Linked DNA regions of Mus musculus: region 1 is linked to region 2. Evidence: chromatin loops called from intact Hi-C (ENCODE). Cell type or tissue: heart. All regions are shown on one strand. Each heading gives the region's core, and the rest is flanking DNA. Links, peaks and the distances in the headings are about the cores only.

Region 1 (16,043 bases), core at 4,785-12,784, 56 kb before region 2:
TGATCTAGTCCTCAGTCTCTCATGCTCTGAAAGGATCCAAGTATGAATAACAAGCCCTGTGTAACGTGTCCAGTCTAAGGAGCTTCATACACACAATCTAATGAATCCTTGCAAGGCTGAGGTATAGAGAGAATAGAAAATCTCTCAAGCGACAAATAACTGTCACACACCACTAAGAGACAGAGCTGGGATTCAAAGATAGGATCCCAGACCCCAAGATTGAAAACACAGAGCTGGATATGGGAGTGTGTGCCTGTAATCCATACAACTTGGAAGACTTGAGAAGTCAAGGTTAGCCTGAGCTGTAGAGTGAGACCCTATCTCCAAAAGAAATGGGAGAGGAAGGGAAGGGGTGAAGGAGGATGGAGGGAGAGGAGGGGGTGGCAGGGCAGGGGGAGGAGAGGGAAGGGACGGAGAGATACAGGAAGAGGACGGAGAGATACAGGAAGAGGGAGAAGTGGAGAGAGGTGGGAGAAGGAAAGGATGTGGAGATGGGATAGAGATGAAGGCCAAGATGGAGCAATTCACTGGCTGATGAATTAAAGATGACAGGAAAGCAGGAGGTCTGGGGATCCGACTCTCATAAAAATGTCAAAGGCCAATGTCAGGGAGGACAGTGTCTTCAGATGCCCATGTGCCACTGTCAAAGTCAACAGAAAGAATCTGAGGACCCAATGAACTGACAGAATTCCAGGGCTTGGCAGGGTGTCAGTCACCTGCTCTCCTGCCCTTGGCAACAGGAAGGGTGAAGCCCTGGTTCTCCCATGGTCCCTGGCAGGAAGAGCTGTCACAAAGATGAAATGAGACAGTGTTTGTGTCCAACCCCTGGGATGACATCTGCCCACTCGGGTCAGCTCTCCTGCCCCCATTTTAGTGTGAAGACAAGTGATGGTCATCGCTAAGACCCAAAACAATGCTTGATTTGAATGAAACTGTCCAGTGACATCTAAATAATTTTTCCATATTATGGTCCAATGGGCAACTGAATGGAAGTGCCATCCCTGTCAATCTAGGCAACAGAATCAGAAGACGGGGGGGTGAGTGTGGGGGAACGAAAAGGGGAAGAGGGACGGAGAGGAGAACGGGGTAGTGATAGCATGAGGAAGGCAGTGGGAAGGGCGGTCATGGAAGCCTTTGTATTAGCTTCAGGAGGCTGGGGCACCTGTGCTTGACAAAGCTCACCTGACCCCTGCTTGAGTTCTCCATTCCAGCTCATTCCAGCAGTGGGTGCCCTGACCCTCAGAAAGTCCTGTGTGCAGAGCAGGAATCTCGCCTATATTTCCAACCATGCCATCTTGTGCTGGCCATTTCCCGTGACTGTCCCTTGCCGTCCTCCCGGCCGATCACCTCTAGCTGCACCGATCTCCCTCAGTCCCTGTGGCCCCCAGCCCTCAGCCCACCCCACTGCTGCCTTCCATCCAGCTCTGCTGTGAGGTGACAGAGAAAGAATGTACTGCTTTCTCATTACCCACGAGTGTCACCTCACTGCCCGGCCACCAGCACCACAGCCTCCTTACAAGAGGTTTCTATGAGTTCTTTCAACTTAACAAACTCAACATCAGAGACAAAAATCAAGGAGATTAGCACAGGGTGGGGGTTGGGGGAGAGTGGAAATGCCCATCCAAACCCCAAGAGAAGTAACAGAGGCAGGGCCTCTGACACAAAGATACTACTAGTCTCCTGCCTGCTGAGATGGCTTCAGTCAAGGTCTTCTGTTCTTCCAGCAGGAACATGCTGGTAGCTCACTTAAAGACTATGGCTCCAACCCATAAGCTGAGCAGAGCCAGGCCAAGGCCTGAGCACCCCACTCCTCTCTCTCTCTCTTTCTCTCTCTCTCTCTCTCTCTCTCTCTCTCTCTCTCTCTCTCTCTCTCTCTCTCCTCTCACTCCTTCCCTTCCCCCCTCTCATTGCAATCCATCCCTGGTACCATGACTTCCCCTTCCATGAGCAAAAGGAGTGGCAGAGATGTCAAAGGCTGGGGACTGTGTCTGCCCCATCACAATCCCCCATCCACCATTACTGGTGTCACGCAGGCCTGTAGCTACAGGACCCCCAAAAAGACTTTGCCAGAGATGTCTGTTGGCCTCTCCTGCCACTAGAGGTCAGGTGAGACCAATGCACTACCTACACCAGTTCCTCAAAGGGTGAGAGAAATTAGCCTGCTGCCTCCCTGCTCCCTGTGGTTCCAATTCTGTCCCACTGTCTTCTACCCCTGCCTCCATATTATGAGGACAGTAGAGAGTTGAGCCAGTCCAGTGTTTCTCAAACGAGGGTCCATATGTGCTATACCCATACCACACGGACAAATCAACTGTCATTTTTTTTCTTTTTACTTCATTATAGGTGATCTAGAGATAAATACCTTCCAAAAGGAAGTGATACACAGCTTCTTCATCAGATAAAAACAAAACAAAACAAAACAAAACCTGTGAGGTTCCCAAGAACATGGCCACAGCCACCCCCTTGAGCCACAGAAACATCTTTCATTCAACGCAACACTGCAAAAGATGAGTCTTTTCCATTAGAAATGTGTAGATTCTCAGATTGTCATCTACATGAAAACGAAAACTTCCGAGTGTCAGTAGGCCTGACAGGTCCTGAGATCCCTCCAAGCAGCTTGGTTTCCAAGCAAATCTAGGTGTCCACAAAGCAACCAGTGCGTGTCTCCTGAAGGGGAAGCTTCCACTCACAGCCAGAACTAAAGTGAGGTATGAGTGAACCGTCCGTCCCCATGGGGCGCGCACACAACCCAAGGCCACAGAGGCCACAGCTGGGCCCTCTAGGGAAGACCAGTCTGAAGGGGATAGGAAGTGGGTGTCACTCATCCCTGCGCATCCTTAGCTAGTGCCTGCCTGTGAGAGAACTTTCGAGCCACGCATTTTCTTCCTGAAATCATTGCAAATAACCCTTTATCCTGGAGACATCCCACAGAGGTCTAGGGTTAATCCCCAAAAAAATCAGTAATCCTGACACCACAGTCCTGACTAAGGCACTAGACACAGACTCTTGAACTGGGCCAGGACCATGCCTGCCCCTTGCCCAGGCTTCTCCACATGGGAGACCTGAATCAACAACACTGAAGGGGTTGACAAGAAAAGCCAAGGTCTCCTTCTAGGAAAAGAGAAACTCACTGGCCATGGTCATCAGTGCTCCAGAGGCTCACTCTGTGTGCCTGACCCTCATGGCCCCTTCTATCTATCCCCACAACTTCACAACCTCAAAGGTAGGTATGAAATCTGAATGGAAAAAACGGGTCTGCCTTCAACCACAGAGTTAAAAAACAAGTCCCTGCTATACTGGCTTATAGGCCAGTCATAAAAGAGTCTTGCAGCATGCCCTCGAGTGAAAGCCCCTCTAGGAATACCTCAGACACCTTGAAGTGAAACAAACCAATGGCCACTCCTAACAGATGCAAAAGACTGAGCAAACTGTCCTGGAGCCACCATCCTTCGGCTGTTGAGCCACCTCATCCAGTGGACCCATGGGCAGAATGTCCAGAGCCGACATACAATGTTACAGAAACATTTGAAACCTTAAAAAAATATATAGCTCCTACATACAAAAGAAAACCTGTAGGACTCAAAGCAACCAATGTTCATAGAATGTCTGCAAAGCACAGCATCTTACTAGCTTGTCAACCGCGGCTCGGCACTGATCATGCTACGTAAATTAATTTACTGTGGGAGGGGAGCGGGACACTTTGATAGGTGTGATACGAGGTGGGGCAGAGCCCCTGGAGCCTCAGGAGGACACTAAGTGGCCGCTCCTCTACCTTCCCTTGGCCCAAGCCTGCCTCCTATTACCTTGCCTCATGCTGACCCTCCTCTTGGCAAGACAATCTGTCCACCGTGGCTCCCTCTTCCTTCTCCATTCCTTTCCCCCTCTGTCCTCCACTTTTCTCAAAATCCAACAGAAATAAAGAAGAATCTCACTGTGTAACCCAAGCTGTCCTTGAACTCATCATGTTCCTGCCTTGGCTTCCCAAATGTTGGCCATACAGGCAGGCTCCTCCACACCCAGCTCCTCTTGCATCTAGATTCACCCGGCTTTGGCTTCTCCTCTTCTCACAGCCTCTTCAATCAAGACTATACCAGAAACCCTAAGAATCTCCTAACAGCCTGGACAAGCACCTCGGCTCCTCCCACCCTCAGGAGGAATCTCAGCAGCTGGTTCTAGCTAGGGCCAGCAGAGCTCTGCCTGTTCTCAGCTGTCAGCTGGGCAGTGAACAACTGACCCAGACCTGCCCAGGCCTGGCCAGTATGGGTGGAATCTTCATGGTCAGAAACTGGGAGGGAGTAGTATCATGTAGCTGTTAGGAATTTGGGAGACCTGAATTCAACTCTGTCTCCAGGGTGACCTAAGACTAATTATTTAGTGTTTGTGTCTTTGTTTCCTCACATGTAAAACTATACTTACAATTACTAAAATTGAGTGTGAATTATTATGCCAAAATTATTATAGCCACAATTCCAGCCTTCCACATGGAGCTCTAATGACAGTTGGGAAGTTTAAGTCTTATATGCAACCTACACAGCACAGATAATGGGTGCCCTATTACCACAGCTAAAAGTATTTACTGTGTCATAGGCAATCTGCAATTTCTGGGCATTATTCCAATGAACTCGCACAACAAGGTGACAGAGGTCCAATTTATTATCTCTGGTTCCTTAACAAGAAAACTGAACCTTACGAACTTTAAAGATCTTTCCCAGTATCCTGTAGCTGGGTACTTTTAAAAGCGCATATAACCCCAATCCTAATACCTCAAAATGTCATGTTTATGAATCTCTCTCTAGTGGAAAACCTGGCAGAAACGTAAGCTTAGAGTCAGAAAATCTAGGTGTGAACCTCTGAGGTGCAGGGTCCTAAGACCCCACGGCCTCTTGTAGCCTGCCCTCCAGCACTCACCCACACCCCTCTGTGTTAAAGGAGATATCCAGAAATCACTATCCAAATGTACATGACTATATGTAGTCAGGATCAAATCAGATGCCAATATAAGTGCCGTGTGGACCAACAAGCTTGCAGCCAAGACATGATAATGGAGCCACCTGTGCCCCTCACTGGTTCTGTGGTTATCTGAGTCCTTCTGGGGACAGGAAGCTCATTCTAGGTAAAACTTTTCTTTTTCAAAGCTGGAGAGACTCGCCTGTGGCTCCACCCACTCATCCACCGCCAACCGGGCCCCAGCACCTGCCAGCAAGGAAGAACCACGCAGCAGCAACCGACCTAGCTACTAAATACCCCAAGGCTTGTGACCTCAGAGATTCCTGGGCTAAAGATGGGAGAGAGCATGGAGATACCCCACGCTCTGGAATCAACACTGGCTGCTCCAATCTCACACACCATGCCCCAGCCCTTTAAAAAGTCCCACCCCATCCTGTCACTTCTGACTAGTCCTTGGGTTCTCAGGCTGGATCCCCAATAACGTAGCCATTTTCTTTCTTTGCCCTCTTCCATAGCAACCCAAACTCAGCCTGCGTCCATACCTTAAAAGATTCCAGGAATCCTCCATGGCCCCCATTCTCGAACTTGTCCTCCTCCGGGCCCATGCCTAGCATGACCTGAGTGTGTGTGTGGAGTTCATCATGAAGGTTGTCCAGGAGAGCAGCCCGGGTCCGGTCCTAGAAAGGAGTGGTATATACAGGTGTACAGACACCGACAGCAGAGAGAGACGTGTCCTTTCTTCTCTGGCCCGGATGCCTGGTCTGAGGGCTGCTATTCTGTCACCAGCTCCTGGCCACGGTAGGATTTAGGAGGAGAATGGGCTTCATGCTCACTAATGCTGCAGTTAGCACAAATGTTCCAGGCCTGCCCCCCCCCCACTCTCCCTGCCATACCAGCTCTTCCAAGGCTTACCCTGGGGACCCCCTACCCCAGATCTCAGACCAGGATCTATACGCACAACCCCTCTGCCCATGGTTCTGTAACAGCCAGGTAGCAACCTCCAGGGGGACTCCAGACACAACAGACTGGACAAGCCCTTTCTGCAGGCCACAGTCCTAACAAAGCTCCTCTCCCAACTGTCCCCGCCGAGCCTGAGCTGAAAGACTGAGTCACCCCACAATTCCACTTTCCCTGCCCTTATTTATTTCTAGGAGTCCATCATGTCTTCCCAGTCCAACCTTCTGACAGTGTGATACAATGCCAATCTATAAGAACTTCACAGGCAGTTACCAGGGGAAACGTTCATAATGTTTTATACCTACTGGTCTATGATTTTTGCTTGGACCACACTCATAGCTACCCTGAGGCACATGTGGGTTGCAGGCCTCTGGTTGGACACGCCTACCTGCAGTTTAGCCCAGTGCCTCCTGTGAAGGGTTCACCTTTGTTGAGCCTCTTAGACTCTTTAATCATTTCTAACTGGCCAGTTCCTTTTCTATCTCCCCTTCAACCTCTCCTCCTCCAACTCTAACACCTGCTGGCTAATGATGTCTCTAACATGCGAATCAAACACTTTTAAAAATTTCATAGCGCCTACCACTTGCAAGCCACAACCCTGCGCCATTCAATGCAGCCAACCATCTGCAGTCCCGTCTTCCAGCCACAGGAGGCTGTCATCTGGCCACACCCCCTCCCAACAATGTCTGATTCTATTGGACCTTTGACTGTTCCCTGAGTCTTGAATGACTTTCCAGACTCTCTTCATGCAAAAGCTTTATCAGATGTCAAGATTCATCAGCTCAAAAGCAACCTCCTCCAGGAAGCCTTCCCTGAACACACCCTCCATTATCCCTAGCAGAAGCAGTCACTACCCACTGGCTCCATCATGGCCCATAGTATAATACAGTAAATACACTCTATTATAAATCTTAGCTTCTCTTCTGTAAAGGTCCCTCTACCAGCATGGGCACTACATAGTACAGAAGTGATATCTCACTTATCCTTGGTAACAGAGCAAGACCTGGACATACTACATGTTCAAAAAAAAAAACCTGATGATTGGCAGGTAAGTCCTAGAATCTAGATGAGTTCCTACCAAGGGAAAAAAAAATGTTCCCAAAGCAACAGAGAGCTGAGGGCTTAGGATGAAGCAAACAAGCCCAGAGGAGACTTTCCGTGTGGCCCTCTCACCTCCAGCTTGGCGAACTTGTCCGACTTGCAGCAAGCATTCTCTGCGTTCGTGAGCTTGGTGAGCAGAAACTCCCGGAATTCTGCGCCCTGAAACAGGTGAAAGAGGTTCAGAACTCTCCTGGCCTCTGCTGTCAATCAAACGCCTCCAACCACAGTGACAAAAAGGCAGGAGAACCCCTGCGTTAGCCCTCTCATATCCGGTCATTTCCAGCCAAGGCCAGGCCTGCCTGCTAATGTACCAACTTGAAAGCCAGCTTCCCCAGCGCTGGGAAACCCACCCTCCATAGGGCACCTTGGTCACTGGAGGCAATGCTTGAGGCTGGCTCCTGGGTCTAGAGCACAGTATAAAAGTCCTTCTAAAAACAGGAGGACAACCCTGGCATCAAACTCCCAACAAGGGCCACATTGACCTCAAAGGGTGAGGTGGGAGATATCCAGAAAGGAGATACCCCCAAAGCTATAACAGGATCTCCCCACAATGTTCCCAGTCTACATTCAAGCCCATTCCAACTACTGACACATGGGTACAGAGATCTGGGGTCTGGGATGGGACAAGTATAAAAGAAAAGGTTCTTACCTTCTGGAAAACAGGCGGGCTTGGCAGAGGGGGACCAAAGGCAGGCACATCTTCCCTAGCAGTGACTGATACCTGAATGAAACAATTTCATGTGGACTAAGACAGACTAGGAGTCCCACACCTTACAGAAGACCAACATACCCCTTCCCTCCTTCCCAGAACACAGAACGTCTATGTGAGCATCACCCACGAGCCCCATACGATGCTCCTCTAGTGGGTTGGATGGGATGGAATCCGGCATCCTTCCCTCTGCCTTCCTAAGGGCCAGAAGCAAGTTGGCCAGATGATGCCCTGGGCTGGGGAACCACTGAGACCCTAAGTACAGACAGTGCAGGTGGTGGCCAGGAGGTTTGCCTCCCTACCCCATTACAGCATCCATCCCAGAGAAAGCAACTGAGAACTACTGCTCATTTTACTGATGAGGAAACAGATGGCTAAGACATGGAACAAGCACCCTAAAACCAGAGAAAGGGGCACAGAGAATCCAGACTGCTCCAACCCAACTCTGACTCCCCATTAACCTAGCCATAAATCAAACTCAGAGTGTTTAAAAGGTAACTACTGGACCACAGAAATGGCTCCACAGATTAAAAAAACAAAAACCTGACACACAAGCTTGGTAAGTCCCTAGATTGTCTCTTCTCTCAGTACTTGTGTGTCTGTGTCCCCCCTCCCAACATAACAAGTACACATGTGCACATGCACGCTCATGCACACACATACACATACATACACACACACGCCACCAGTAGCAAAATCAACAACAAATAATTTTTTTAAAGAAACAAGTAAATACTGGTTGCAAGGAAAGCTTGGGGCTCTGCAAGTTGACACAGGCAGTGACCCAGGTCTGAAGCCTGGCTCTACATGTGGAGCCAGTCATTCTGGCTGAGGCTTGGGCACAGAGATACCAAGGGCATTGACTGGGAAAGAGGATGGGGGACATCCAGGCTCTGGCCAGATGCTGAGGCTGGACTGTAAGACCATCCAGAGACTCCAGCACAAGGGTGGTCCTGCAGCAGGTGGCTTCCACTCCTCACCTCCTCTCTTGTGCAAGTACCTAGGTTTCACCTGCTGTTAGCCCCTGAGGCTACAGGGCTCTTGGGAGGCTGCCCTATCCCTTCACTAGCAGTGGCTGACGTGAAGGCCCTGGCAGGCTGCCAACCACTCTGTCCTGTGAAGTAGGGCAGATGCAAGAGTCTGCCAGACTGGGTGAGCAGGCAGCTTGGGGCCCTGCCAGGTCCAGCGGGGAGAAGCAGAGCTTTGGTCAATGGGGCCTTCTTCTTACAAGCTCAAGGCCATTTACATGGCCCAAACTGAGGTACTCAGAGTCTCAAGAAATGGTTTTGTGTTCACTGACAAGATTTCTGGCTGAGCCCCAGCTGCTAGACACAGCCCACCCCCACCCCCAGCCACCAACCATGCACTGGTGGCCCAAGTCTAGTGCACATGTGTACTTGTTATGTTGGGAAGGGGGACACAGACACACAGGTATTGAGGACAGAGACAATCTGGGGACTTATCAAGCTTGTGTGTCAGGTTTTTGGTTTTTGTTTTGTTTTGTTCCATCTCAGAAGAAGAATCTGGCTGCCCACTCTGGGTATCTGGGACATGTGGGACAAAGCACAGATGCCTGCAGGCCCAGCTGTTTCCCTAGCCCGGCCCCTCCTCCTCAGGCCTGCATTAAAGTAGTCTATTCTGACAGGGTAAGGGTCTTAGGAATGCCTTTAAATCCACAGGGCAGCAGGGCAGGGCCCAAGACCTTTCTGGTAATGTCCATCCACGTCCCATCCGTATCCTAGCTCCTCCTCTGACCTCGGTCTCCCCCTCCTCTCGGCTTACAACCAGATGCCCAGGGGAGCTTAGAGAGGGAAGGCTAGAGACCCAACAAAACCCCCATGTCCAGGGATGGCCTGCCACCCAGAAGACTGGCAGGGCTGCTCAGAGGGAGTCAGGATAGGCAAGGGAAGGCCCTCCCCAGCTGCCTGTTTCACAGCCAAGTCTTGAAACCTTGGCAGAACTCCAGGAGTGAGGTGGACTGGCCCCTGCAGGGAGGGATGGGGGAATCCTATTGATTGCTGAGCTGGAATCTCTTTCCAACCTGGAGTGAATGGGAATGAGATAGCCCTACCTGAGAAGTGATTCAATTCCAGCCACACTTCACACACACCCACGGGGCCGGTTTCTCACATGCCCCAGAGGCTCCTGGGAAGACTTCCAGCTCCCGGCTCCCTGGCTCTGCGGCCTCAGCTCTAAGTGCCCTCAGCATCAATCAGCTTCAATCTCTTCCCTATGAGCAGACTAATGGGCCTTGTTAGACTTCAAGAAGACTATCCGAGGGGCTAGAAAGACGGCTCTGTGGCTAAAGGCACTTGCCACCAAACCTAACAACCTGGGTTCAATCCCTAGGAGCCACATAGTGGAAGGAGAGAACTGACTCCTGCAAGTTGGCCTCTGATTTCCATATGCACACGCATGCACACACACACACACACACACACACACACACACACACACAAATGTAGAAGACGAAGAAGACTGCTGTAATGCAAAGCCTGGCCCAGAGCAGAAGCCACCATCAATCACTCAGGTTTTTTGTCTTTACTTTCCCTGTCGACCTACATGTACAAAAGGTCACCTTCATCACAGAGTTCCCCAAACCATCCGGCAGCCCATACCCCATCCTGCCTGTCTCTGCTCCCATAAGTAGCCATGGCTAGAAGGACCCTGAGGCTTTAAAATCCAGATTTCCTGTTTTGCAAAGATAGAAACAAAGGCCCAGAGAGGGAAGGAACTGACTTGCAGTCACACATCAACAAAGAGACAGAAGCAGAGACCCCAGGCTGCTCGGTCATTCTGTCTTCTGGGGTCCCTCCCGCCTTTACTCTCCTTTTTCATTGTTGGCCCTCCTACTTCAGGGTTCAGCTAAGGCCCAGTGTCAGCCAGGGGGCCCTGAGGGAGCTAACCCAGTTCTCCTCACAGTTTATGCATCACCCATAGTGCCTGGGGGGGAGGGGTGCTCTGGGGAGCACCTTAGAAGACACGGGCATCTTTCCAAATTCAAACCCGCCTCAGTAGTGGGAAGGGGTCTTAAGATGCTGGTACCCAGTGTTCTGTGATGCAGGGGACCCTGTGGGAACTGAACTCTGATCTCTCTTCCCAGGAAACAAACAAACAAACAAAAAACAAACAGAAACCAGCACTTGGTTTTACTCACAAGATCTCTGTGGGCTTGGAGACTACCTAGCCCTACCCTAAAATCCCCAGCTCAGCCTATCTCCTATGAGTCCTAGGCCCCTCAAACCAATGGACTACAGAGATGTGCTGCCCTGGGGGGTTATGAGAAAGAAGGGAGGTGAAGAAGCAGCCAGTGAAGAGGACAAAGGAGTGTGTCCTATTTCTGTCTGATGCTGAGGGCTGGGAGCCGAAACAGTCTACTATATCCCATACACCTCCTCCTGTTACAGCAGGTGACCCTTTTCTTTCTCTTTCTCTCTTTCTTTCTCTCTCTCTCTCTCTTTCTTTCTTTCTCTTTTTTAAATAGCGTGTGCTAATTATACATATTAATGGAGTTTAATGTACTATTTACACACTTGCATGCAGCATACCTGACTAAAATCGAACTTCCTTTAATCTCTCTCATCTCCCACGCCCTCCACATCCTCTTTTTATTTATTTATTTTTAACAGGGTCTCAACTATGTAGGCCAGGCTAGCTTGAAACTCCTGACTCCCCTGCCCCCGCCCTCACATCTGCCAGGATTTGGGGATTACAGGCATGTGTCACCAGCAGTGACCAGGATAACATTTTTAGCTTTCATCTTAGAAAGAAAGAAAAGTCCCCGGTCATGAGTCTCACCCAGGTCTTGCATTCTCACCAAAATCTTCCAATTAAATTTGTTTATTTGTCCACACCATCCTGATGCAGAGACCAGGGTCTGTGAGGCCTCTCTAGCCTTCATCTTCTCTTGTCTTCCTCTCCCCTTTCTCTGCACCTCTCCTTCTCCTCCTCCCCTCCTCCTCCCTTCCTCCCACCTTCTTCTCCCCTCCTCCCCCTTCTACTTCTTCCCTCCTCCTCCCCTCCTGATTTTATCCTCCTCCTCCCGTCCTCTTCCCTTTCCCCCTCCTCCTCCCCTCTTCCTCCTTTGGCTTACTCTAGCTAATGCTATCACAGTGGCCAGTGCTCAGGGCTTCTTCACTGTTGTATGAGAAGCTGAAAAGCTACCAGCAGCAGATGGAGACCTCAGAGGGCACTCTCCACCCAGAGCCAGGCTCCAAATCCCAGAAGCTGGGCCAACCATGGGGACTGCAATACTGGTAATGAACTGGTGTCTCTTGCTGTCACTGAGCCCTCCAACCCTAGGAATGTACATGGGCCCATGACTACCCCAATGGAGGCTTTTTCCTTACCTTGTAGGATGGGGTCTCTGTGCCGGGGTTATCAGCCTGAACGACAATGTAGGCATGTAAGAAGTTTGATGCGATCATATCTGGGACAAACGGTGTATTTTCTTCTTGAAAGATGATGGCCACGATATCATTCCCAATATGCCGCTTTCTCTGCAGCTAAACAGAAAGTGCCTCATTGGTACAGAAAATACCTCCTAGTTACGAGAGTTAACAAAACAGGAGAGAGCTCAACAGCAAATTCCTCTTTATCCCACTGTCCATAAACCCTGAATTCTAAGGCTAACTCTTTGGGGAGCTGTTTCTCTCAGTCTGTGGGAATTACCAAAAGGAGAATTGAGAAAGACAGCCATGTTGTTAGGTAACAGCTGGCCTGAGTGCTATAAACAACAGTGTACAGAGCCTGGACTCGGAACCCTGGAGAGAATGGAGGTCTGTCCCTGAGACAACCATAACTGATCCAGAAGAAAGGCAACCACAGGAGAAGTCACCTAAAAAACCCACTAAGCAGTCTGTCAGCCGTGGCTATGTCAGTTGCTCCCTGGCAGGTGACAGCTTTAGGAGCAGAAGCAGTGGCAACACAGCAGAGGGCTCAACAGTTACCCACAAAGGCGTCCTGAAAACACAGGCAGGGTGGTCAGAAGATGTACACAGAGGAGGCAGATCATTTCACCAGAGGTGAGGACAGAGAGCAGCGCAGGTCAGCAAGCTAGAGGAGAACCGATGGACCGGCAGTGCCGGGCGCTTTGCCATGCGCTCTAGGTCACAAGCCCCTACTGTGTGCCATGAAGTGTGAACTGCTATTCATACAGATGATTACCAATATCAATGTCTTCCTGCACGCCAGATCCTGCCTGTGTGTTTGGTCCTTTATTAAACGTATCCTGAAAGCAGGACTTGTGCTCAGCCCTTTCTAATTGATTTTCTCATTTACAGGGTATCTATTAATCTCTGAACTCGGTACTGGAGGCTTTTATGCAAACAACCTCACTTGTTACATACAAGCACACACACACACACACACACACACACACACACACACACACACACACACACACACACCTGAGTTCCCATTTCACAAAAAGAATGAAAGAACTATCATTAATTTGGTCCCTGCCAAGAGTCAAGCTCTGTAGCACATGCCAGGGCGAGATGACCCTGAGGTAAGAAGCCTCGGAGACCTGCTGTGAGAGGGACTGCAAAAAAACAAAAACAAAAACAAAAAAAACAGGGACCAAAGATGAAATCACCAGGGAAAACCCACTCTGGCTACACAACAAATCTCACAGCCATTTGTTTCTGGAACATCCAGTTATTTGGGAGCCAAATCATAATTCGCTTGCCAATTTCTTTTACTCCCAAGGAGCCATGAACATTGTTTATGATTTCACATCCCTGCTCCTAGGCAGAAACAAACAGGTCAAGAGGCCCTCCCGTGTTCCCTGAGATAGGAAGGAGGAAAGAAGCAGGATGGGGTCACTGCTGTCACAACAATCAGGATCAGTTGCCAAAGCCAGACCCACCCCAGGGATGTGCAGCTCAAAGCAGCAAGCCTGGAGAAGGTTGGCTAATGCTGGAGCCACAGGTTAGGGACAGGCAATGAGGCTGAGAGGCTACTCATGCAAGCTTCACAGTCATAGGGCAGCAAAGACCCAGAAGGGCTGAAGGGCCAGGATAGGGGACAGAGGTTCCACAAGAAGCAGGCACATGCCAGGTGTAGATCTCTCAGGAGCCCACTGTTCGGAAACCTAGAGAATATCACAGCAGTGACACAGACACTACTCAAAAGCCACATTCTGAAGCCACTAAGTTGCTGAGAGTAAAGCACTCAGCTTGTTCTACCGGCTTCCAGCTCCCATCTACAGATCTGCTATGCAGCCTTATCAACCTTATTTGCTTTGCCCCCAGCTTGACCCTTCATTGACTTCCCAGGGGAAGTTCTTGGCGTTGATACTAGAGATAGAGCCCAGGGCCTCCTGCCTGCTAGTCAAGTACTGTCCCACTGAGCCTCGAGGAAGTGTTTTAACCGGGTGTGATGTCCATATCTGGCAACTGGGAGGGACCTGTAGCTTGACCCTGCCTTCCTGTGCTGGTTACCTGCTGGGTGTCACCATCCGTAAAGGGCAGCTTGGTAGACACATGGAACATGATCTCCCGGTCCCGGAAAGTGGTGTACACCGACTCCACCCCTGTCTGTCCGTGGGTCACATCCAGGCCTCCTCGGAAACTGGCATAAAACAGAGCAGGAGGGAAGGAGTGAGGTGGGGTGGCATCTTGGTGACACTATGGATGAATAGCAGATAGGTGGGTGAGAAGAGATGAGCTGAGGGCCAACAAGGGTATAAGACAGGGAGGTGTGGAGATCTGTTCTTTTGAACAGCCTAGCCCAGTGTTCCACCATCTGTCATCCATATGAAAGACAAAGTCCAGCCTTGTGGCCTCATGTTGGTAAGCCTAGCACTTTGGAGATCAAAACAAGATGATCCTGAGTATGAGGTCAGCCTGGGCTACAGAGTAAGACTTTGTCTTACAACACAACCAAATTAACTAACTAGTAAATTAAGACAACAAACAGAGCCTCAACTTCAAGACTTTGTTATGCATCCTCCATGGGGTGGTTCAAGTGGGATGACCATCCATTCACAACCCCACACAAACACTTGGCCTAGCTTCCCAAAGCTCCCAAGGCTGAGCCTTTGTTCTGTCCAAGTCATCGGTTAAGAGCCAGGGCAGAGAGTCACTCCACTGGATGTGGGTGAACCCACAGGAGACTGGGAGACCACAGAAGAAGGGACAGATGACTGGCTTTAAGCAGCCAGCTCCTGTAGAGACCAAACCCCTCCATGTTTGTATCATCCCAGGCAGGAAGGAGAAGTTAGGGAGGAACTGATGGCCTTCCAGGAGCCAGCCCTTCCCCCTTCACAGAGATGTGGCTGCCAGCCTAGAACCAGTCTTCAGCAACTGGGAGGGGAAAAAAACAACAAACCCAGATGCATCTCAGACCCAAAGGGCCAAAAGGACGCAGCCAGGCACTCAGCTTCCAACCCTGCTTTGTCTGCACTATCTATTCTAATTCCCCGTGACCTTGGAGGTGCTATAGTGTTATATTTATCTCACTTTCTTATAGATAAGGAACTGGGATCTTCTCCAGGTAAAGTCACCGGCCCGACATCTTAGGGCTTGTGGCGAGGTGGGACTCTAAGCCTGTTGTAGACTGACTCCAGCAACAGTAGTGACTTCAAAACTAAGGAAAACATGGAGCGAAGAGGTAGAAAAAAAGGGAGAAGGAAGCTAAGGAAGACAGTAATTATTTGAACGCCTACTGCAACTGGACTAAGTGTTTTTACACAAGATGTTAGGTGCTGGTTTTGGCTCCTGGGCAGGGGCTGTCTTAGGACTCTCAGCCATATGCCAGCAACTAAAATATTCTGAAATGTTGCCTTTCCTTAGGAAAATCAAAACCAGAGACTTCCAAACAATAGTCCCAATATTCTAGCTTTCTGTCCATTTAATGACCATACACGGTTGTGTGGATTTCTGCCAAGAGGGTTATTATGTTTGCGTGAAGTCTTAATTATCTGTTCTTTGAGCGCTGTCCAAATCGGGTCGTTTCCTTCCAAACGGCCCAGGGTTCTCTTCCGCCTGCCAGGTGAGTGGTAGGGAAGGTGGATTCGTGTTGCTGCCAGTCTGAGCTGAACGTAATTAGAAAGACAAACCGCAGCAGGAGCGAGCTCATCACGCTGCTGAGGCCACTGCCTTTCAGCCAACCTGTCACTCTGGGTTATTCCTAGGACCACTGAGTCTTCAGGAATTCAGGCAGGTACATGAGCAAGGGATCAGAAGATGAAAATGTCCCAGAGTTCCCCTAGGACAGAATGCCCCCTCACCCCCACCAAGGCCCTCAACCGTATATGTTGTGGGCCCTTGACAGAACTCACCCTTTGAAATCCTGCAGTGTGATGGTGTCTCCCAGGAGATCCAAA
Region 2 (16,043 bases), core at 3,064-11,063:
GAGTCTCAGTTTCCATATCTGTAAAATAGAGAAAGATGGCCACTTAGCCTGGTGTAGGTACTTAAGTCTACGGCAAGATGAAGCATGGAAACCAATCTGTAAATGCCTGCATGATGATCAGCTGGTTCTCCCCACTCCAGCTCCCAAGACAGCTTGAGAAGCGACCCACCCAGAAGGCTCCTCTCTGCCTCTCCAGTCCTGTTCCCTGGCTGCCAGACACATCCCCGCCTGGCCTGTATCTGCTGTAGTGGCCCTAAGAGTATCCCACAGGAGACAGAAAGGTCAGATGCCCTTGGGAGCTAGGGGAGGGCATGGCTCAATAGAGGACTTGGCATGGGTCTATCCCTGAGGTTAAAATAACATGGGAAATCAGAATGGGTGAGAAAGAGAGTCTGGGCCACCACACTTGCAAGTGCCACGTGGGAGAGGGAACTACAGCTCTAGAGAAGGCTGGCAATGTCCCTTCCAAATCCTGAAACACTTGATGGAGCATAGTGTTGAAGAAGCCATGGGGTGATTCTCTGCCCCTGCTGAGCCCAAAGACCAAGTGTGGGGCTCCTGTGTCCCTGACCCTCCCACACCTGCTTCTGGCTTCTCTCTGTTCCTGCTTAGGGTCCCAAGAGCCTTTTTGTAGAGCCCCCACCTGGCCCTGCCATTCCTGCAGTCCCAGGGGCATGGTAGGCTCTAATTAGCAAGACACGCCATACCCAGTAAGCTTCCGCTACCTGTCTGCTCACAGTATGCTCACGGTCCAGATTCCTTCTGCAATACAGGGATGCAGTAATAGGAAGTGAGGAGGCAGGAGAGAGAGGAAGCTCTAACTTATTGATTTCTGGACACTGCTAAAGATGGGGACTCCAGGAAGATCATGCTCAGTCCCTCTCCTACTCACCCCACTTCATCCAGGCCTGGGATGAGCCCCTGCCGCATCTCATGTGGCCCCCAGGGCTATCAAGGAAAAGTGTAACTACAGTTCAGAGAGGTTACTTGGCCTGCTGAAGGTCACACAGCCTGCTAGAAGCAGAGCCACGTGAGGGTGAGCTGGGGAGGATATCAAGGAAGAGAAGGAAAAGGCAGGGAAGGACTGAATGAGCTTATGATTAATTCTGGGGTCAGTATGGACTGTCTTAGCTAGCCAAGGAAGCCTGGAGCTCTGGTAGTGTCATAAGCAGAGTGTGGCCATAGTGCCAGTCCAGGGCGCAGGCATCTCAAGCACTTCCAAGGAGGAGGAGGAGGAAGAGCAGAGGCCAGAGAGACAAATAACCATCCTGTGATGCAAAACCAACCACTGTCCATGGAAATGGAGGGTGTGGAGAATAACGCCCATGCATATTCCTGCTTGGTTTAATGAGACTCTCATCTGTGTCCAAGAACCCCTGCCTTACCCCTACACCAGCTCTCTTCCAAACCAGAAGCCCCATCACGCAGGACACCCAGTGATATTGATGTGATAAAGCACCATGAGCCTTGTGAGCCCCCAACCAGCCAGACTTCCTTTCTGGCCTCAATCTTTCCCCAGCAGCTGCGGTCCAGGGGAAAGACCCACTGACAGTCAGAGAGACTGGCATCCAAGCCACAGCAGGCCACCAGCCAGGCCTATGACTTCCAACTTCGTTTTCTTGGCTTAAAAAAATAGACTAATGATCCTACCCCACACCCTGGGTGTTTCCCAGGATGAGCCGAGATCACAAATGCAGAAGCGCCTACCGCACACAGCAGCCGTCAATAAATGCCGCTGGACTGACAGAATTTACTCTGGGGAGAGGTGCCAACATGTACCGAGTTCTCACTGCCTGTGCCAGACCCCAACTAAACACTTCTCACTTGTTCTCCTACATAGGCCTCAGCACCACCAGTACCACAGGCATGCTGGCCCTGCCCACTCTGTAGATGAAGAAACTGAGGCTGAGAGGTGAATAACTTGATCAACAGACAGCCTTGCAAACCACAGCCATCCTTCAGGGTTCAAACTTTACATCAGCACACCAATGTGGCTTGGATACACATTGGTAAGACCCAAATACCACTTGTCCTCCTGAAAGTCAGTCAGCCAGTCTCTCTCTCTCTCTCCCTGTGTCTCTCTCTGTGTCTGTCTCTCTGTCTGTTTCTGTCTCTGTCTCTGTCTCTCTCTCTTTCTCCCTCTCTCCCTCTCTCGTTAATGATGGAGTGTGTGCATACTAATCCCTGGGCTGCATCCACAGCTCCTCAAGCCACTGGAAAGCTCTCAACCAACGTCCCCACAGAACTGGGCTTGGTTTGCATACTTGTGTAGGTATCAAAACACAGTTAATGGCTAGGTCTGATTGTTCCTCTCAACTGGAAAGCCCTGGTGGCAGAAGCTGTGACTACACACACCAGATTTTCTCCCATCTACAGCAGTGCCCATGATAAGATAATGTGTTACTGTGTGCACCACATATAGCGTGTAACACAAATAGAACATTGGCAATGGCAAACCCTGGATACTGTGGCTCATGAGATGCTCCTGACTTCAGAGAACTTAAACCAAAAGGGGACGTATGTCTCTGGAGCAGTGCTTCCAGCAGCAGAGGCTTAGTAAGTTTTGAGGCAGGGGGTGGTTTGGTTTGGTTTTTATTTGTTTGTTTCCTTCTTCCTTTCTTCCCTTCTTCCTTTCTTCCTTTCTCCCTTCTCTTCCCTTCCCTTCCTTTCTCTCTCTCTCTCTCTCTCTCTCTCTCTCTCTCTCTCTCTCTCTCCCCCCCCTCTCTCCCTCCCTCCCTCCCTCTCCCTCTCTCCCTCTCCCGCTCCCTCTCTCCCTCTCTCCCCACCCTCTCTCCTGAGACTTGCTCTGTGTTGTGTCCGGCCAGCAGACCACAACCTGGGTTCTAGCCTGGAAAGGCATTTTGGAAACCTGGAAGAGAAGAGGGGCTAGGTGGTGAGAGAAAGAAATGTAGCCAAGACAGTCATTCTGATCAAAGCTCAATTTTACTAGTTCCGACATTTCAGTTATAAAGGAAGGGGAAGGGAACCCGATTCCCGCCGAATAATCTCGGGTCCAGTAGTAGGGTGAGCACGTGTGTGGCTCCGAACAGCAAAGAGGCAGGTTCCAGCAGTGGGCGTGGCAGAACAAATGAGCAGGAAGCTCCACCCCGGAGCAAGCAGGTTTCAGGCTGGGGGAGGGGAGACTACAGCTCTGTAGACCAGGCTGGCCTCGGTTTCATACAGATCCCCCTACCTCTGCCTCCTGATTACTTCTTGGGATTGAGGCAAGAACATGAAGCTTGGAATCACAAGACTCACGCTTGTGTCCTTGATGCCCAGTGAAGGGAAATGTTTCATTTACTTCCCCGAGCCTCAATTTCCCTACCTATAAAATGGGAGAATAACAGTTCTCTTACGGCTATAAGAACCAGAAGCGTTTAGGAAAGTGGCTTGTACATCATAAAGCACTGCACCAACTCAAAGCCTAAAAAAAGAAGAGGGACAGAGACCCAGCAGAGGGAGGATGTGGACTGACTGTGTGCCCCAGGGTTCCTGTGTAGAAAAAGTTGATCTCCACTATGAAGTCCTAAAAGGCAGAGGTTTAAACAATCACTTGCTCAAGTTGAGGGTCTTGGAAACTGCTCAGGATGGGATAGGCCACGGGGTGAAGCCCCATTATTGCATACAGTAGCTCCATAAGAGAGGATCCAGCAGAGGTGCACATGGGCTCCCTGGCTCTAAACCTGCCATCATGATCATCACCAGATACTGGCCCTCCACCTTGGACTTCCAGGATCGTGAGCCAAAATTATCATTTTCGTTCTAACGCTATGTAGCCTCAGAAATTTTGCTATAGTATATATGAAATAAGATAAACCCATAAACCTACCGCAGTGGTTGGAAAGATGGTTCAATGACTAAGAGCACACTATTCAGTTCTGGAAAGAGGTCCAGAGTTCGGTTCCCAGCACCCATGTGGGGCAGCTCACAACCACCTTGAACTCCAGGCCCCTGAGCATCTGATGCCTCTGGCCTCTGTGGGCACCTGCACTCATCCACACATACCCATACAGACACACACACACAATAAAAAAACATAAAAATAACAGACCCCACCGGTCAAGAGAGGCCACACATGCCTTCAAAGGGTGCAGGAGAACACGGCTGCCTTGAAGGAACAGCCCCACTTTTCAGGATGCAGCTGGGTTCCAGTTACCAAGCCGCCCAGTGCTGGTTGAGGTGCAGGCATCAGCACTGTAGAGAGTCTCCTGGCCTTGATGTCCTCTGGCAGAGCCCTTGGTCTTGATCTAGTGTGTGGCCTGAAATTTCCAGTTTTCCCCACATGAAACTCAGCTTCAAGAAAAACAGCTATAAAGATCCCTTGAGGTCACTGGAGACAAACCTTGTTGAGTCTCTGTCAGCGGGGGAACTGGTGGGTTCAGCAGACAGGGAGATAAAGAGGGACACGTGTGACTTTGACCTCACAGAGACCTCAGGGTTGCATGAGGCTTCCTGCTGAAAGGAAGAAGAGAGGGAACAGACCCCAGAGATGAAAGGGTGAAGCCACGGGCCTTCCAGAAAAGCTTCCTTGGCCCTGGAAGACACAGATGGCAAGGGCTGCCTCCTGACAGCCTGGTGGGGAGTCCAGTCATGTGACAGGCCTGCCTTCACACTTCCCTCTCCCATTCCTTCTCTGTCCCTGACCCCTGCTCACTTTCTGGTTGGCACTTCCTGCATGGCACACTTGGGACTCTGGAGTAGGAACCAGTCAGCAAGACTTTCTGTCTAGCATCCATTCTCTCCCATTCACAGACAAGTTTGGGACCACAGGTGCTGACCATGATGGTTCAGTATGAGCCCCCTCCTCCCCAGCACTGGCCTGGACTTGTGCCCAGAGAGAAATGAAGAGAATTCTGTGTATTGTCACCCAGACCGAACTCACCACGGTGAGATGTGGCACCTGGCCTGACCCAGAGCTCCTGTTTCCCTCTCACTAGCTAGCTGTCCCTGCCTGAACATCCTTCCATCTCCTGCCCCTGAGGAGTCTTCTTGGGGAACTAGGAATTTGGCTACCTACCAGAGAGGATTTCTGAGTCCTGCCAGTAACTTGGCTGTGAACCCCAGCTCGGCACACTAGTCCCCAGCATGCGGGGTCTTCTAGACCATCGCATAACTCATGGCCAGGGTTGCCAAAAAGGACCCAACCTCACACTGGTCAAATGTTAGGAACTGAATCTCCAGACTGCTGCCTACATTCCCTGGTGGACCTCTGCTCTCCAGTGCCTCACTTCCCACTCTCCTGCAGGGAAGCTGTTGTTGTCCCCTGAGGGACCATTAGGTGCCTGTCACCAGCAGCAGACCAGTACTGCCCAGCACCATCCTGCCTTGGTGACCTCTGCTGCCCAGCCTCTGCTTCAAAGTGAAGAACAAGGCACCTATCCACTACCCGGGCCAGCACCGTCAGTCAGTAGTGAGTGCAGGTTTGAGGATAGTTCTGGAAGAATCTCAATGATCTAGGCTCTTCTTCTGAACACCTTCCTGCACCTGGGACAACAGAGTCCTGGGATTTTACCGGAGCTTGGTTCTCACCATGCACACAGTAGGTGCACAACAAACGTGCTGCTGGGGCTGAACACTGAGTTGATTGATTGGTTTTGCAGCCGCAGGTTGAGATATCAGATATCCCGCATATCAGCTTGTTACATTACAATTTATAACAGTGGCAAAATCACACTTATGAAGTAGAAATGGAAATAATTTCACGGTTGGAGGTCACCACAACATGAGGAACTGTTTTAAAGGGTCACAGCAATAGGAAGGTTGAGAAGCAATGGTTTAGAGCAAAGAGGGAGAGTGGGAAAAGGCTCATTTAAAAAAGGGGTGGGGTGCATGACTCTTCTGATGTGCACAGGACATGTCATCTGAGTCATCCCCACCGGTCCTGGCCACCATTAAAAGATTCCCCAGCCTTCTGTCACCAGAGAGCCATGGCAGAGGGAGGCTGGGGTGGGGGTGGGGGTTGGGGGGGGCCTCAGCCTCCCCACCAGCTGGGAGCTTCGCTTCAGGTTAACCTGCAGGAAGGGAGAACATCTGCAAATTGCATGTTCGCTTCTTTTCCATGTTCTAGTTAATGATTACCTAAATAAGTACTTCAGTCCCTCAGCTCCAGCAGACTAATTATACATGTACAGTACATGGAGACTTTGACGCTAGACAGCTCTCCCTTCCATAAACCATATGTCAAATAACATGAGTGCCTTCCCTGGTTTTCCAGCTGGGGCTGATAAATGGGGTGCTGGGGCAAATGAAGACCCCAACTTGGTTTATGGGAGGAACGGTGGACTGTCCATTCCAGGCCCAGAGGTCCCTGTTTGGGGAAATCATTTGGCTGAAAAATGCATTCACAGTGCAGAGTCCCAGGATATCCACCCCCAGACGCCCCAAACACTGGGCTGGCATAACAGAGTGCTACCCAAAACATTTGCATTCAAGTCCACCCCCACGCCCCACACACGCAGTAAACACTCACTCATTGCAAACACACACCCAGTCCCTCTGAGGTTTATGGGCCCCAAAGACAAGGAAAAAGAGATCAGCTGCACACGCCTGCCCATCATAAACAGTTGTCATCCGCATCAGTTCCACTCTGTCTCCCCAGATGACCCAGGCTCAGGATCACGGACAACAGAGGAGGGTCTCAGAGCAAGGGAACATGAAGGCAGTCCCTTATCCTTTTGCTCACAACCCAACACCTTGCTAACCAAAGTAATGGCTGTATCCAGCTCATGTGTCAGAGATGTTAAGGAGCCCTGGTCCTAAGGGTGTAAGCCACCTTGCGGATCTGGGACTCAAGGTTTTCAAGCAGGGCTAGACTGAAACAGTGGACCAGCCAGCAAAGCAAAGCAAAAAGTGAGGCCCATCAGACATCCTTGCCCTGACTGAGGAAGCTGTGTTGGCTCAGGTATGGTATAAGAGAGCTGAATAGTGAGTCTGGAGTGGGTCTACCCAGCCGACACAGTACGCAGCTGAGCAGCTCAGGACCTCTCCCCTAGCCACAAAACTACCTTGTCGTTGATGGTGTTGGCTACAAGGGGGAGTCACAGGGAAGAAGCAACCCACAGGTCAAAGAAGTTCCAGGTCACCTCCTAGCCATTCAGCATGTGAGGCCCAGACAGTGGATTGCCCAGCACCCAGCAAGCAGATCCATCCAAGTGTTCCAGCTTTCCTCAATCTTACCTGTGTTCCCAGGGCCTTTAGGCTCCCTAAGGAGCAGGTGCCCTGGACCCAAGGCACAGACCCAACTTCATTGCTTTTGTTTGTTCTTTAGATTTTGTTTTGTTTTGTTTTGTTTTTAAACAGTGTCATTCTGGAGCCCAGACTGGCCTTGAACTTCCAATCCTCCTGCCTCAGTCTCCCAAGTACAGGCATTACAGGTGAATACCACCATCCTGAGCCATTTTCATTAAATCAAAGAGTCCTTTGACAAGTGGTACCCTGTGAGTAACTAGTCCGACAGGACCACCAGGAATGTGAACACCTTGACTTTGTTCTCAAAGGCCTAAAGGTGGGGATGTGGTTGCTAGGGCAGGGAGGGATACAGGTGAGCTCAGCAGGGCACACGGTGAAATCTACAGAGCGCCATCTCCTGGAGCTGGCAGGCAGCGCAAGTCAAACACCTCTAGAAAGCAGAGCACCTGGGTGCCAAGGGAGCCCTCTGTCTTCAGCGGGCAGAGCAGGCACTGGGCTTGGCACTTGGGAGACACACTTCCTTTTAGGGTGGGTGGAGTCTCAGGCCTGGCCACCTCGGTGGAATTCCACACACCTCACACCTTCTGTGACAACCTTCCTGTCTCCTTTGGCCGACCCATCTAGCTCTCTCCCTCCCCCTCACCTGCCACCAGCCCATTCCATTGACTTGACCTCTCTAACATAACGACCATCCACTCCTTCTTGACACCTCCACTGACTGCACAGGTCCAAGGTCCTGGATTCTAGTGGCAGCTTCTCACGAAGCCTTCCTCCTCCCACATCTGCGGATCGATAATTCATTCTGCACACACGGCTGCCAGATGTAGATCACATCTCTCTGTTAATTAAACTCAAACCCCTGGCCCAGGGAGACGGCTCAGCCTGTAAAGACTTGCAACCAAGCCTGATGACCTGAGTTCCATCTCTAAGCCCCACACGATAGGAGAGAGCCAGTCCCACAAGCTGTGCTCTGACGGCAACACACACACACACAAAATATTAACCAAAACATATTTCTTAAGAATCCAAACTCAAACCCCTGGCCCAGGGAGACGGCTCAGCGGTTAAGAGCACTGTGTGCTCTTCCAGAGAGTCTGGATTCAATTCCCAGCACCCACATGGCAGCTCACAACTGTCTGTAACTCCGTTTCCAGGGGATTCAACACCCTCACACAGACATGCATGCAGTCAGACCACCAGTATACATAAAAGAAATAAATTATTTTTTAAAATATCCAAACCTACTCCCAGGATCCACATGTGTGCTGCCGCCTCTCCACCCTCCCCTGTGTAGTACACCCCTGCAGCCATGATTCCTGTCTGCTCCTGGGGAGCAGGCGCTTGCCTGTCCACGTACTTTGCATTTATTATCCCCAGGATCTAGACATACTCTTCCTGCCCTTCACAAAGCCCTTCCTTCTCTGCTAGGCACAGCTTGCCTGTCACCTTCCTGTAGACTCTTCCCAAGCCCCAAACACATTTGCCTTTCCCATTTGTGCTGGTTAGATTTTGTCAACTTGATTCAATCCTAGAGTCATTTTGGAAGAGGGAATCTCAGTTGAAAAAAATATCCTCCACCACCAGATTGCCCCGTGGGCAAGCCTATGGTACCTCTCCTTGATTGATGACTGATGTGGTAGGGCCCAATTCACTGAGTGGTGTCCTGGGTGCGAGATAAGAAAGCAGGCTGAGCAAGCCATGAGAAGCAGACCAGTAAGCAGCACTCCTCTATGGCCTCAGCTCCTGCCTCCAGGTTCCTGCCCTGTGTGAGTTCTGCACTGACTTCCTTCAGTGATGGTTTGTTACTGGGAGTGTGAGACAACATGAGTCCTTTCCTCCCCCCAGGTTGCTTTTAGTCACAGTATTTTATCACAGCAATAGAAACCCTAATATGCCACTCTTAAAGTCATCCATTCCAAAATACAATGCATGGCTCTCCATCAGAGCACGGAGGAGCAGCAACAGGTGCCGGCTTTCTGTTCACAGTGTCTCTCTGTCTAGGAGTCGGGCATATGGGGATAAGAACTGTATCTGCTCTGTTTCCTGCTGTGTGTGTCCCCAGGCCCTAGGCAGAACTCACCCGTGAGAAACATTCGACGACACTGTAAAGTGAATTTGGGGATCCTCCTAACACCCTGTGGTGTGTGAGGAGCTGAAACCGCACTAGAGGCGTGCATGGAATGCTGGGTAGGGGGAGCAGCTTCCCAGCTGTGCCTGGAGAAGGGCTATGGGTGGGGAGAAGATTCTGAGCCACGGGTAAGAGGCTTGTACGAGCAAGAAAAAAAAAAAAAATCACACGACTTGCTCCTGACCTCCAGTGCTGGATCCATGTGATCCCTTCCTGTCAGGAAGACCTAACGGGCCAGGTGCTTCTTAGACACCCGAAGCGGCTGTGTGAACCTGTGGAAGAGGTGGCCTACTTTCCCACTGCACATATGGACTGCCTGCTCACTCCCTAACTCTTCTATCAGGACCCCAGCTTTGAGGAACCCTTGAACTACCTCAGAAAGAAATGAGGCTGCAGGGAAGCCAGCCATATTACACCTGGAATCCCACCTTCAAATTGAGATTCAACCAATTTAGTGAAAAGTCTCCATTTACAGGAGGTCCCATGGAAAGAGTCATGGGTGCCCTTTGAGTGACCTAGGAAAGGGCTCTTCTCTGAAAAGGAGCCTTTCCTCTCAAATGGACACCACCTGTGACAGGACATGGCCTTGCTAGGTTTTCATCCTCTGGAATACCCTCTGAAGGACAGGTCTGCACCAGCCAGCCCAGGCCTCCCAGGAATCTGCTCAGAATGATCCAAGATAGTGACAAGCCCACCCCCACCCTGTCCCTCACAACAGCTGACAGGCAATTCCCAGAAGAGACCATCTGGGTCTCAGGGCAGAGCCCCGCCCGCAAGGAGTGGGGAGAATTAGAGATTATCAGTGGGCTGGAAGGCCCCGCTGGAGTGTTTGCCAGGACACAATATTGAATTTTAAACATGTGTGCCTGTTCTCTCTCCCCACTGGAGCCTCCGGTAGCCTGGCAACGCTATCTGACCTGGAGGACCAGGAGGGGGAGTTTCCACACCAGGCAGGTCACCTGGGGTTATCTACGCACAATGAGTTGCCTCCCACCCTCAGCCTAATGACCCCAGGCCCACACACAGATGCCCACTCCACTAACATAGAGATGACAAGGGTCTAGGAAGCACATTTGTGCTGTGGTTAGAATAAGGCAGAAAACAGATTTATAGGGGATTAGGTGTCATTATCTACCTATGAGCAGACTGCTAAATTGTAAGACAGTGATCTGAATGTGCAGCAAGAAAAATTCAAGCTAGATCAGAGGAGGATGACAGTGTGTGACTGGAGGCAAGCAATGGCACTTTAAAGAAAAGGTTAGACAAAGGCTGGGGTTGCTTATAATCCCAGCATCCAAGAAGCTAAGAAGGAATAACCATGAGTTTCAGGCTAGCTTGGGCAATAAGCAAAATCCAGGCCAGCCTCCAAAATATGACAAGACAGAAGAAAGAAGAAAGAGGAGGAAGGAGAGGGGGAGGGGGAAGGAGGAGGAGGAGGGGAAGGGGAAGAAGGGGAAGAAGAGGAAGGGGAAGAAGGGGAAAAGGGGGGAGAAGGGGAAAAGGTGGAAGAAGGGGAAGGGGAGGAAGGGGAAGAAGGGGAAGGGAAAGAAGAAGAAGAGGAGGAGGAGGAAGAAATAATGAGGAAGGGGTACAGCTCTTTTTAGTGAGGGCTTGGCTAGCACTCCTCAAGCCCTGGGTTCAATGTCCAGGAACTCCAGTGGCACATAGCCAGACATGATAGTGCACATCTGTAATCCCAGCACTTGAGAGGCAAGTTTGAGGCCAGGCTAGGCTACATGAAACTGTCTCCCCAAAATGTCCATTCATAGTGAATGATTTTAATCCCAGCACTTAGGAGACAGAGATAGGCAGATCTATAAGTTTGAGTCCAGTCTGAGCTACATATTGAGTTCCAGGCTAACCAGTGCTACATAGTGAAAGCCTGTTTCAAAAAAAAAAACAAAAACAAAAACAAAAACAAAATCTAAACAAATGAAAAAATTTGACAAGCCTCTGTTATAGCTGAGGAAATAAAGCATTCTCATCCTCTCTCTCTCTCTCTCTCTCTCTCTCTCTCTCTCTCTCTCTCTGTGTGTGTGTGTGTGTGTGTGTGTGTGTGTGTCTGTGTCTGTGTGTCTGTGTGTGTGTATGTGTGTGTGTGTCTGTGTGATTTGCAAGTTTGCTAACTGAACATTACAAAGCAATCATAGGACTGGAAAATGGCTCTGTGGTTAAGAGCGCTTTGTGCTTTTGCAGAGGACTTGGGTTTGATTCCCAGCACCCACAAGATGACTCCCAATCACCTGTAACTCAGGTTTCAGGGGATCCAACCAATGCCCTCTTCTGACTTCTTTGGGCACCAGAAATGTACATGGTATATGGACATATATGCAGGCAAAACACTCATACACATAAATTAAAATAAATAAATATTCAAACGCTATTTTTAAATGGGGGTCATGTCTCAACTCTAACATGACAACAGGTTATGTAGCCTTCTTTCCTCTGTAGAAAAACATGGAGAACATTCAATGAACCTCCAACCCCAAGGCTATACAATCAAGGTAAGGGCATGTGAGAACTCACCAGTTACAGGTTCACAAAATAATGAAACCCGAATGGAGGCGCCTCAGTCACAAGGCCATGGAATCTTTCAGAGTCATAAGCTGGTGTGGTTCCCTGTCTTACATATGAGGAGGCAAGGCCTGAACAAGACCTGGCCTCCACCTTTGAACCATAAGAACAACCCATCTGTTCCTCAGAGATGCCCTCATCCTGATTCCCAGAACTACAGATGTGTAAGCTCACACCGCCATGAGTGTTGCTGTCACAGATAGGTTCCAGGCTGCTGTGACTGACCCTGACATGGGAGGAGAAGCAGCGTGACCCAGGTGGGCACAACGTCATCAGGAAAGGAAACCAGCAGGGGCAGGGTAGTAGCATGAGAAGAAGGAATTGGCTCAGAGTCACTAGCTCTGGAAACAAAGCAAGGGAGATACCAAGGCACAGAGGCGGCCTACCAAAAGCTGGATGGGGCTAGGACATGGGTCCTCTCAAAACCACCACGGGGAATGCAACTTCCAGTAATAACCAGGGGATAGGGTGTTTTAGAAATAGGGAGTGACAAACCTGTGCTGTCTTCAGACCCTGAGCCGTGGCCACTTGTTACAGCAGCCAGAAGAAGCTGACAGGCCTGACAGGTCCAGTTTGGATCCGTGGGGGAGAAACTGAGGCATCCTGGAACTGTCTCTATTAACCATTCACTGCTCCTCGAAACTGAAATGCCAGACCAGACAGGGTGGCACACACCTGTAATTTCAGCACTCAGAGGTGGAGATAGAAGGGTCAGGAGTTCAAGGTCACCCTCAATTACATATCGAGTTTGAGGTCAGTCTGGGTGTGATGGTTAGGTTGCCAACTTGACTATATCTGGAATTAAGTAAAACCCAAGCTGTGAGGGATTTTTTTTTCTTACTTAAATCACTTAAGTGGGAAGAGAAACTTTTAATCAAGATCTGCAGAGATGACAAGATCCACCTTTAGTCCAGATCTTTTGAGGTGGGAAGATCTACCTTTAATCTAGGCCACACTTTCTGCAGGCAGCCTAGATAGAGGACATGGAAGAAGGATGCTTTCTGACTTTGCCTGCTTATTCTGGCTCTCACTGACAACAAGTTCATTCCTTCACTGGTATTGCAGCCTACTTCTTAAGGATTCTGGCATATATTGAAGACCAGCTGAGACATCCAGCATTGTGAACTAAACAACTGTTGAATTCTTACTACTTCTATTGGTAGGCAGCCATTGTTGGACTAGCTGGACCAGAACCTGTAAGCCATTCTTATAAATTGTCTTGATAGATGGATGGATGGATGGATGGGTGGGTGGGTGGATGAATGGATGGATAGATGATAGATAGATAGATAGATAGATAGATAGATAGATAGATAGATAGATAGATAGATAGGTAGATAGATAGATAGATAGATAGATAGATAGATAGATAGATAGATAGATAGATTGGCAGATGACAGATAGATAGACAGACAGACAGGAAGGAAGGTGTGTAGATTGATTCATTCTTTAAGTTCTGTTCCTCTAGAGAACCCTAATACACTGGGCTGTGTGAGACTGTCTCAAAAACAGCCTGCTACGATACCTGATGGCTTGAGTTCATTCCCTAAGACCCACATGGTAAAAGAAGAAAATTAATTTCTGAACGTTGTCCTCTGACTTCCTCATGTACACCGTGGCATGTGTGCACCCACACACATGTGTACAAATATACATGCGCACACATAAATAAATTAAACAAATAAGTAAAGAAGAAGAAATGTTGAAGTGAACATCTGAACTGCTGCACAGAGCCTGGCTGCCTGGTCCCCACTTCTACCACCATCCCTACCCTCAGGTGCCTCTGAATTCCCCTGTGACAGGTCCCTAGCCCTCCCTAGGCACTGACCTGTTTTCTGCTTTACAAAATGCTTTGAAAGTCAGTTAGCATGAAAGTCCCCCAACCAGGTAGCCTTCTTGGGAAGTAGGAGTGTGGGGGATCACTGTCTAGGGGTTTCCTAACTTTATTTTTTATTTTATTTATTTGTTTGTTTGTTTGTTTGTTTGTTTAGCTTATCCAGGCCCCTCTTCCCTCAAAACCCAGCAATGGACCATGAGTTATCTTATGTTGACTTCAAAGGGCCTTCTCTGTGGTTCTACCCTTCCTACAGATCACATCTTCCCAGTTCAATTAGGAGTCACTAAGCCTTAGGCCCTCCCTAAACCCGCCCCAGCTTCTGTCTCCTGTCCCTCATAGCCCAGGTCTGTTGACCATGCAAGGAATACCCCCAAAGAACATACCAGAGCTCTTTCTGGACACCTACAGTGGGACAAGGCCCTGAGTGCATCTGACCTGGTTCTCATCCTGAGCCTCCAGGTCATCTCTGAGAGAAGATCAATTCTAGTCACTTCAGAGACCAGGTCATCACCAGGACCAGACCCTGGGAAGAAAGGGCTGGAGAAACACAGCAGGTCATGCTGCAAAGGACTGCAGGGTGCATCCCTCTGAACAGCACTGAGAGTTCCATCAGGTGGCCAAAGCCTGTCAGAGTGTAAATCCAGTCTAGTCCTGAAGCGCATGTTCCTTGCTGCTGCAGGCCAGACTCACCTCACCTCTCCTCTCCCTCCCCTCCTGATCACGGCCTCCAGCCTCTGTCCTTCCACTTTCCCTCCCTCCTTCAACCTGCTTTCTTCTTCTCCCCCTTCCCACTTCCTTTCTCGTACATCCCTCCTGGACAACAGATGACGCTGCCCAGCTACTTCTGGCTCCCACTGTAGAGCCTGCCAGCCATCGTATTAACATCTGACATTTCGGAAACTCCTTGACCGCACCGCCAAATCAAATTAGCTCAGCCCATGCTATTCCCTCCCAAACCACATTCGTTCCTGAGATAGGTTCAGCAGAGTGTTTGCTGCGTGTGTTGAAGCTCCAAGCTCTGGAAGGCTTCGTCCATGCAGTTGAAGAGACAAAGCCACCACCCACAGCCATTCCCCCTCAAAAGGAGAATACTCTTCAAGGGGCCAAGTTCATAGGCAGCACTGTCTTCCCTCTAAAACCCACCTGATTCTCACATTCCAAAGCAGAGAGCCAGTCACAACACAGAGGGGCACTATGGGTTCATTATTAATCATTGCCAGCTTTTTGTTTTTGAGACAAGGTCACTGTAGCCCAGGTGGACCTCAAACTCACTCTATGGCCAAGGATAATCTGGAACTCAGATCCTCACGTCTGTACCTCCCAAGTTCTGGGACTGCAGGTATGCACCATCGTCCCTGGCTTGCTTCATTTTAACAATGATCTTTCTCAAAACCTTTAGAGAACCCATGAAAAATATTGTCTCTTCTAGAGAGGAAATCTCTCTCTACACTCCAGCAATTCCTTCCGAGCCACTTGGGGTTTTGCCTCATTGAATAAATGCAAGGAAAATTGAATTAGACTCTTTTTATTACAAAGGAGCATAAACAGAGTGATCTCATTTATGCATGGCTCTCTATCTGTCTGTATGATGCCAAGCTATCTGGATGCTTAGCAAGTGGTAATACTGGATATTTCTGGATAACAGGATCATTAAGGCATTATTAATATTTTAACAACGTACTTCTTTGTGCTTAGCATTGCTTAAACATTTCACAATAAGCACACATTCATTAAAAGTAGTTGTGTGAAGCTGGGTTTTGTTGATACTGTCTACTTGCAAGAGAGACAAGTCTTATTAGAAATTCTCTAGAATACTGGGCTTTTCACGCACATCCACATTCTAATATATGGACCAATCAAGAGGTTTCATCCATCACTTACAGGTGAGTATTTATTGAGCATCAACTGTGTACTCCGTGCACACTGGGTTCTATGGTAGCAGTAGGAACAGACAGTGACTGTGTGAGCTTTGGCTGCAGAAGGCCAGGTCTTCCCAACCCTGTCACACTCTTCCCCTATGCAGGCAAATACAATCACATCTGCTAACAACTACACAAGTGGAGAGAGTGTCAACCAGGCTCTGGGCCTCACCATGTTCCCACAGGAGCTCTCAGGATAGAACAGTCCAGACCCTATATCAGGTCAAATACTACCCCCATCCAAAAGACATGTGCATGTCACAAGTCTGTGGATGGGACCTTGCAGTAAGTGGCCCATAGGGTGCACACTAGCAGATCCCAGAGTGTGAATGCGCATCCCTCCAAATTCATGTGCTACAAGGGAATAGCATCAGAAGGTGGAGCCTTTGGGAGATGA

The links. Hi-C counts contacts between places; a loop is a spot of excess contacts. Peaks named below come from ENCODE experiments on the same cell type or tissue, not always from the same donor. Only the 100,000 strongest peaks of a DNase experiment are listed, where the experiment ranks them.
Region 1: it touches region 2 in a loop (1.9-fold over the local background); 7 of 42 quality-filtered maps call a loop at or near these places.

The regions. Positions count from the first base shown.
Region 1 is chr11:74,400,234-74,416,276 of GRCm38, forward strand. Rap1gap2 (RAP1 GTPase activating protein 2) reads right to left here. Exons shown (of 25, transcript NM_001015046.3): 12 at 15,999-16,043; 13 at 14,158-14,287; 14 at 12,064-12,219; 15 at 7,655-7,726; 16 at 7,078-7,164; 17 at 5,490-5,624. Among named protein-coding and RNA genes, the nearest start is that of Olfr412, 44 kb to the left of the region's middle. In heart, for the core only: no CTCF peak of the experiment used is centred there; DNase peaks (open chromatin) are centred at 8,818 and 9,648; H3K27ac peaks cover 1,532 bases.
Region 2 is chr11:74,458,276-74,474,318 of GRCm38, forward strand. The region is part of intron 3 of Rap1gap2 (RAP1 GTPase activating protein 2); the gene reads right to left. Among named protein-coding and RNA genes, the nearest start is that of Olfr412, 100 kb to the left of the region's middle. In heart, for the core only: a CTCF peak has its summit at 7,606 (motif pointing left); a DNase peak (open chromatin) is centred at 10,167; H3K4me3 peaks cover 679 bases; H3K27ac peaks cover 1,904 bases.